Regions from separate parts of the Homo sapiens genome. Here region 1 is linked to region 2. A link is a contact called in ENCODE Hi-C or POLR2A ChIA-PET data. All regions are on one chromosome and are shown on one strand. The core of a region is the stretch at or near the end of the contact, and the rest is flanking DNA. Distances in the headings are between cores, read along the strand shown.

The links. Hi-C counts contacts between places; a loop is a spot of excess contacts on that map. ChIA-PET counts read pairs that join two places held with the same protein, here RNA polymerase II (POLR2A). Pooled maps may share reads with other maps.
Region 1: a loop to region 2 is called in a map with no recorded cell type, with 4 times the contacts of the local background. The contact joins the promoter of KLHDC7A here to the enhancer-like site in region 2. A Hi-C loop is called at or near these places in 2 of 168 maps with a recorded cell type or tissue (HepG2 and OCI-LY7), 1 of 37 single-sample maps with no recorded cell type and 1 of 50 pooled maps. POLR2A ChIA-PET finds 5 or more read pairs at or near these places in 2 of 52 experiments (H1 and WTC11).

The regions. Positions count from the first base shown.
Region 1 is chr1:18,479,225-18,482,683 of GRCh38, reverse strand. KLHDC7A (kelch domain containing 7A) reads right to left here and starts at 1,754. Exons shown (of 1, transcript NM_152375.3): 1 at 1-1,754. The coding sequence starts at 1,702. RefSeq lists enhancers at 932-1,803, 1,804-2,676.
Region 2 is chr1:18,281,329-18,284,759 of GRCh38, reverse strand. The region is part of intron 2 of IGSF21 (immunoglobin superfamily member 21); the gene reads right to left. Among named protein-coding and RNA genes, the nearest start is that of IGSF21-AS1, 110 kb to the right of the region's middle. RefSeq lists a silencer at 578-778 and enhancers at 731-1,377, 470-1,669, 1,670-1,789, 1,378-2,024, 3,359-3,431. Within about 2 kb of position 1,512, at least 3 of the 41 ENCODE cell types and tissues checked have a DNase peak (open chromatin) inside an H3K27ac peak, as active enhancers do; they include OCI-LY7, where a contact is called at or near this core.

The DNA.
Region 1 (3,459 bases), core at 505-3,004, 200 kb before region 2:
TCCCCGTGAGCGGGTTGTAGCAGAAGACGCGGCTGGAGGGCTGGTGCCCGGGCCCCTGGCAGCCGGACACCACGAAGAGATAATTGAAGAGACTGCAGATGGCACAGCCCCGGGACACGGCCTCGGGGGGCATGCGAGCCAGCGGGCGCCAGACATCCTGCTCATCGTCATAGCAACAGAGGCCGCCGGAGTCTTCCTTGGGGCACACGTCAGCCACCACCAGGTACTGGCGGCCCCGGAGCCGGCGCTGCAGGATCAGCTCGCGCTCTGCCCCGCTCAGGCACCCGTAGATGTCCGGGCTGCGCAGCACCTGCAGGTAGTTTTCGCTCATCACCTTGTAGGCCGCCTCTTTCAGGGCCTCCAGGTTCTGCCTCTTGGCCAAGGTCAGCACCTCATAGCAATTGCCCAGATCCAGGCGGACCTGTGGGGCTGAAGCAGGGGTGAGCGGGATATGGAAGAAATTGGTCCCGGCCACCGGCTGCACATGGGGCTCCCGGCTGCTTCTGCCTAAGCCAGGCAGGGCGCCCGGGTCTGGGCAGGGTGGAGCGGGGAGCCGGAAGCCATCTGGCTGCAGCTGCAGCTCTGGGTTCTCCGCTATCTGCAGAAGGCTCTCCTTCCGGCTGAAGCCTCGGGTGGAGGGCCACGGCCCTGTCTGCGGGGAGGCGGCTCTTTCGGCTGCACCCTTTGTGTCACCGGCTTGGCCTCCCGAGGCAGCCCCTGTTCCCAGGGACCCTGGCGGTGGCCTAGGGGATGGAACCTCAGTCAGGGCTGCTGTCCTGGGAGCCAGCCTGCCCTGGAAGATGGCCTGAGAGGTAGATTCCACATAGTAGTCGTACACCTTGCCCTTGAGCCGGGGCTCAACCCCCTCCGCCTTCTGTATGAAATGCTCCTCCATTCGGACGCGGGCTATGGATGAGAAGGTATAGGAGGAGTTGGGGGCGCCCTCCTGCTGATGCAGGGTCAGGTCAACATCGGAGGCAGCCTCGAGAGCCCCAGCCTCTTCTCTGCTGACCCCTATCACACGGGTGAAGACCCAGCTCTGGTTCATGTCACTGCTGCCTTGCAAGGGAGCCACGTAGTGACAGTGGGGAGGTTCTAGTTGCCCCAGTCCTGGATGCTCACGGGGTTTACTGTCCTGCCATGGAGAAGGCTCACCACCGGCACAGCTGCCGTCGGCTGCTGCAATGAGTCCAGCTGGGGAGCTCTTCGGTTCGCTGCCCAAGCGGGGGAAATGGGGAGGGTCAGGGTTACTGCCAACAGCTGTTCTGGTTTCCTGGCTGGGGCAGCAAGGAGGCACCTGCTCAGAGTCCGAGCCCTGCCCGCCCCGCTCCTCACCTGAGCCTTTTCTCTGGGGCTTCCTGTCTGTGGAAGTGGCCCCCGTGACCAGGACATAGGGGCCTCTTGGATTCTCACAGCTGCAGCCCTGTGGTGCTTCAGCCCGCTTGCTGCTCCTCCGACGTCTTGGCCCCCTCAGGAGCACCCCAGGAGAAGCCTCCTGTACAGCAGGCTGCCCTGAGCCCTCTGCTTCCTCCTTGGCTTCTGCCTGGCCATTCCCACCCCACCGCTGGGCTGGGGCAGGCCTCGACTTGTACAGCCTGTAGGCCACAGTCACCAGGAGCAGGGCAGCGGCTGACAGCACCACCTTGCCGGTCAGCTGCATATCCAAATGCCAGTCCTGGGCCTCTGCTCCTCTGGGGAACATGCTTCTCCAGCCAACCTGGGGCTGAGGAATGTCAAGAATCTGATTAATAATTGCCCAGTAGGGACCAGTTCCTGGGTCCTGCTGAGCGGAGGGGAGGGAGTTCTGGGCTGGTTCTGGCTGGCCAGCCGAGGAGAGGAGAGGAGCAAAGGTGACTTTGAGCTGCAGAGGGTGGCCGCTGGGGCCCAGAGCTGGCAGATCCCAGCGGCTGGCCTCCTTCCATGCTTCCCTGGTGGCTGGGGTGGGGGGCCCGCCCAGGGGCTGAGCTTGTGATCAGCCACCTAAGCCAGCTCTGTGGTCAGCAGCTAGGGGATGTTAGGAGTATCCAGTGGGCATACAAAAGAGGAGGAAGCTCTTAACCAAACAGTCACCCGATGCCAGGAAATGCATGGGGTTGGTTATTCTTTATGTGTGTGCTTTATTTTCTCTTTTGCAAGTCCACTGGGCTCAGAGGCTTGGGTGTGGTGAGTCATGGGCAGGTGGAGCCCCAGTAGGCGTGGATGGGGTCATTCTTGTGAGGTCTGCTGGTCCTCACAGTGGGGTCAACTTTATGCTGGCCAAGCAGGGAACGGGAACATGGCAGTGGAGTCTGGAGCCAGGGCATGCAGCCAAGCCACCTGAGCCGGCCCTTGAGTGCCTCTGCCCTCCTTCCCTGCCTGACAAGTTTATTAAGAAAAACCAGCCTTTCTGAGAACAGTGGAGAAAGACATTGCATTAGTGCTCAGATCGGGGTTAGATGTGGACACATCTTCTCTTTTAAAACCAGACAATCTCCTACGGTGAAAGATTGAGGGAAGACTCACGTCTCCCAGACCCCCCCTCACCATTTCCCCTCCCCCATCACCAGTGCTGTGGGTCCTGGACCCAGACTACCTGGCTCTGCTACTTACCAACTATATGACCTTAGGCAAGAGACCTCACCGCTCTGTGCTTTGTCTGAAAAAGGAGGATGACAGCATACGCACCTCATCAGCTTGTGGGGAGAACTAAATGGGCTACTAGGAATAAACACTGGGGCAGAGCCCCCATCATGAAAGCTTAGTAAATATGAACTATTCTCTGCTTCTTCCTCCTTTTCCTCTTTCTGATCATCGGCACCATCATCGCTAGTATCAATTGTCATCAGAGGACCTTCCAAAGCACAGAACTAATTCTACCCTTCTCCTGACCAAGGTCCTCAAAGAGTCCCCAAAGTCCTGTGCAGGGGTCTCAAACTCTTGCTGCATATGGAGGCTGGGTAGGTAAAGTGAACAAGTAAGGACGTCTGTCCGCCCCACCCCAGCCGATGGTATCAGGCCCAGCATTGCCTCATCCTCCCACTGTCGCAAAAAGCTTAGAATCCCAGTAGTGACATAATCACTCTCAATTTTAAAATGTTGGCATCTGATTCAAAAATGAAACTGAAAAACACTGTGGGCCACAGGAAGCACACGCATGGGAGGAATTTGGCTCTGAAGGCTTTGACTCTAGGAGACAATCCTGACTCCCTATGCCGACGTTCACAACTCTCTGTGTACCAGCTTCGGTTTACTCTTCCAGATGCATCTCCTGATCACTGCCTAGCAAACCGGGCTCAGGGTGACTTCTTGGCAGGGAAGGCTGGTGGACATCCCTCTGGCCCATCAGAGTTGGGTAAAAGGCTGTGTCTGGGCCTTCTTCCCTGGTGCCTTCATCCGTCCAAGATCACCTTTTCTTCCTTTGGGTCTCGTGTTCTCTGATGCTCCTCTTTTAGGCTTGGCCACAGCTGCTGCATCGTAAAG
Region 2 (3,431 bases), core at 263-2,762:
CTGCCTTTCATGGTAGTTAGGGGAAAAGGGCATTAAATTAGATAATGCAAGAGACAATGAGGGCTAGAAAGGGACTCAGTTTTACTGTGGGTGCTTCACTCCCTGGCTCTGGGTTCTCAGGCAAGTCACTGATTGTTTCTAAGCCTCAGTTTCCTCATCTGTAACGCGAGGGATATTAAACAAACTCACACCCCAGAGTTGTGAGAAATACTAAAAGAAACAAACATATGTAAAAGCATCTTGCAAAATGCAAAGGCAAGTGGACACTGCTGTTAGTGTGAATTTATTGCTCAGCTTCTAGACTGTGGGAGGTGATGAGCAAATCTAGAAACTTCTGCCATGCAACTATCAAGTGGGAGTCCTTGCCCATCTCACTTGATCCCAGGAGCCTAGCATGGGAACCGGCACGTAGTACATGCTCAATGTGCATTTGTGGAATGAACCAATGAGTCAGTGAAGGAAGGAACGGACTTCCTGTTCACTTAAGCAGATCTGCCGCCATCCCACCCACTCAGAAAGTATGCCTAGAAAGCGCCCTGCAAGGCTGGGCACAAAGATGGCACTAGACCAAGTCAACCTCAGGCTAGAGCTTGAGTCCACTGGTGCCTTTGTGAGTTTGTCTATTGCTTGAGGTCCTTTCAGGAGCTGTGCTTGGTGCTGGGAGTATGGCTGTAAACAAAGCAGATGAGGACAGTGAGAAAACTGACTCATCTCTTCTAAATTTCTGAAACGTGTGGTTTCCGACTCCTGCAGTGGAGCCTGAAGCCCAGGGTGGGACTTCATTTTGTTCAATGTTGCATCCCCGATTATAGAACGGAGTCTGGTACTTAGAAGACTCCTTTTCAACATTTTTTTTTATAGGAATGAACATCATTTTTTCTTTTGGATGCAAAACCCATGGCCAGAGAAGGGATGCCATTTGCCCTGATTCCCAGTTAGGAGGTGGTGAAATGGAGAGCTTTGAACATGGGTCTGATTCCAAAGTCCAGACAGGAAGTGGCTCAGGTAGTAGAGTTGGCTTTAGTTTCGGGCAGGGGGGCAAGAAAGGGAGTAGGTATTCTAGGGAGAGGAAAACCAGGGCAGGGGTGTTGAGGGAAGAGGTGAGGGGAATGAAGGCGGAGAGGAAGCCTGGGAGAATGATTCAGCCGCCTGGCCGCCTGCTGTGTAGGGGGAGGGGCACAGGGTTCTTCCCTTTCTTGTTGCCATAACGACCCTGGACCACTCTTCCCCTAAACCTCCCTGCCCACCTGTTCTCCACCCTGAAACCGCTCTTGCAGTTCCTAGGCCTGGGAGCTGGGCCAGAGAAGCAGCCTCAGAGAGGGTAGGGCAGGCTCTGTCCTCCCCAAGGGGGCCTGGGGGAAGAGGATACCAGATGCCCAAAGACAAGAAGAGGCAGAAAATCCTCATGTCAGGTGCCACTCACCTCTCTGGGCAGTCCCTGCTCTCCCTTGTGGGCCCCGGTTTCTGGCAGGGCTGGGCTCAAGGTAATTGGCTTCCCCTGGTGTGTGTGGGAGATCCGGTTTTGACAGAGACAGCTGGTGTCATAAATTGCCTGTCTCATCCGGTTACCGTGCGATGGCAGACAGCAGCTCAGAGATGGGCCTGGGGGCTGGGGGGAGAGTGGCAGGGAGGAGAGCGGCTGCAGCTTCTTTGTAGGACCCACACTCCACATGTGGGCAGGTGCTCCTGCAAGTGTGAGGAGGTGTGTGCCACTGGTGTGAGCTGGGACCCCATCCTGCGTGGGTGAGCCTGCTGTGAACAAGGAAGCCTGTGTTCAACGGAGTATGGGTGTGCATCTGTGCATCCGTAGGGATGACTGTACAAATAGGTGTGTTTCCAGGCTGCCTACGAGGCTGTACATGTGTGTGAAAGGCAAAGTAATAATGAGAATGTTCATGCGTAGTTTTAGATGTTAGCACAGGGAAGACCAGGAGGTCTCACAGGGAGTGTAAGAGAGTGTATGCAGGCATTTTCAGGGCTGCGTGTCAGTTTGTGGACTTACGGTGTTGTGCATGCACAATGCCTGCACCCACAGCTGTAAGTGCAATTATATACCCTGCTCCTCACTCCGGGAAAGGGTGTGTGTTTGTGTGTGTGTGTGTGTGTGTGTGTGTGTGTGTGTGTATGTAAGGGGATGAGTTTTTGGCAAATGTAAGGTTGTATCTCCCTTGCCATTTCCCATGCCCAGATAGGCACCCACCAGTCGAATACAAAGCCCACAGTCACGACCCAAACACCTGAGCCCCCCAAACTCTATCAGACACATGCATGGGAGCTCTGAGACCTCCTTCTCCACCTCCCATGCAGCACCCCGCTCCCGCTTCATGCTTTAGGGGCTAGCAGACAGGAAGCAGGGGAAATAGAAAGGGCCTCAGATAGATGCCAGACATTCGAACTTCAGTGCACAGTGGAATCACCTGGGCCAGAGTGGGGGTGGGGTTTGAAAATGTCAGTTTCCCCGGAAGCCCATCCTGGAGGTTCCAACTCAGTGACTTCTGAATGCAGTCCTTATTCTGCATTTTTAACAAGCGTCATCAGGTCATTTGGACACAGGGGTCAGGAACCACAACCGGATACACAGTCCGGAACCCCCAGGCCCACTCCTCACCAGGGTCTCTTTGCAGCTTTCCCAGGGGGCCATCAACTGCTGGACCCTTGGTGCCCTAGGAGGTCATTCAGAGCAGGAGCGCCCTTGACTGTCCCATTTAGGGCTCTCATTTTACACAAGGCAAAGCCAAGGCCCAAAGAGGGGAGGGGCATGCCCAGGGTCACAGAGGGAGGAGTCCGCAGAGCTGGGAGCCAGGCTCTTTGCTCCGAAGCACACCCTCTTTCCACCACACCCCCAAATCCAGATGCTTGGAATCCAGACCCTAAAAGCACAGGTTCACCGAGGGCTGAACAGCTGCAGCACCTGAGATACTCAGGTCCCTCCTCCAGACCAGGTGATCATGTCCAGCTCCTCGCTGCCTCCTCCCTGCCTCCCGACAAGTATGCTCTTGGAAAATCCCAGCATTAGAGACAGGGTTCAGGGTCACATGGCTTGCCCCTAAAGAGAGGGGCTCGGGGGCTCTTTCCCAGTTTAACAAATGCCCTCCCCTCTTGTGTTCTGGAAGGAGTGGGCTGAGGAGGAAGGAGGAGGGACTTATTCAGCCACCTGTGTCTCCATGACAGCCACTCTTTTTTTTTTTTTTTTTGAGACAGAGTCTCACTCTGTTGCTGAGGCTGGAGTGCAGCGGCACCATGTCAGCTCACTGCAACCTCCGTCTCCTGAGTTCAAGCAATTCTCCTGCCTCAACCTCCAGAGTAGCTGGGATTACAGGTGCCCACCACCACGACTGGCTAGTTTTTATATTTTTTTTAGTAGAGACCTCAGGGTTTCACTATGTTGGCCAGGCTGGTCTCGAACTCCTGACCTCAGGGTGATGCACCCA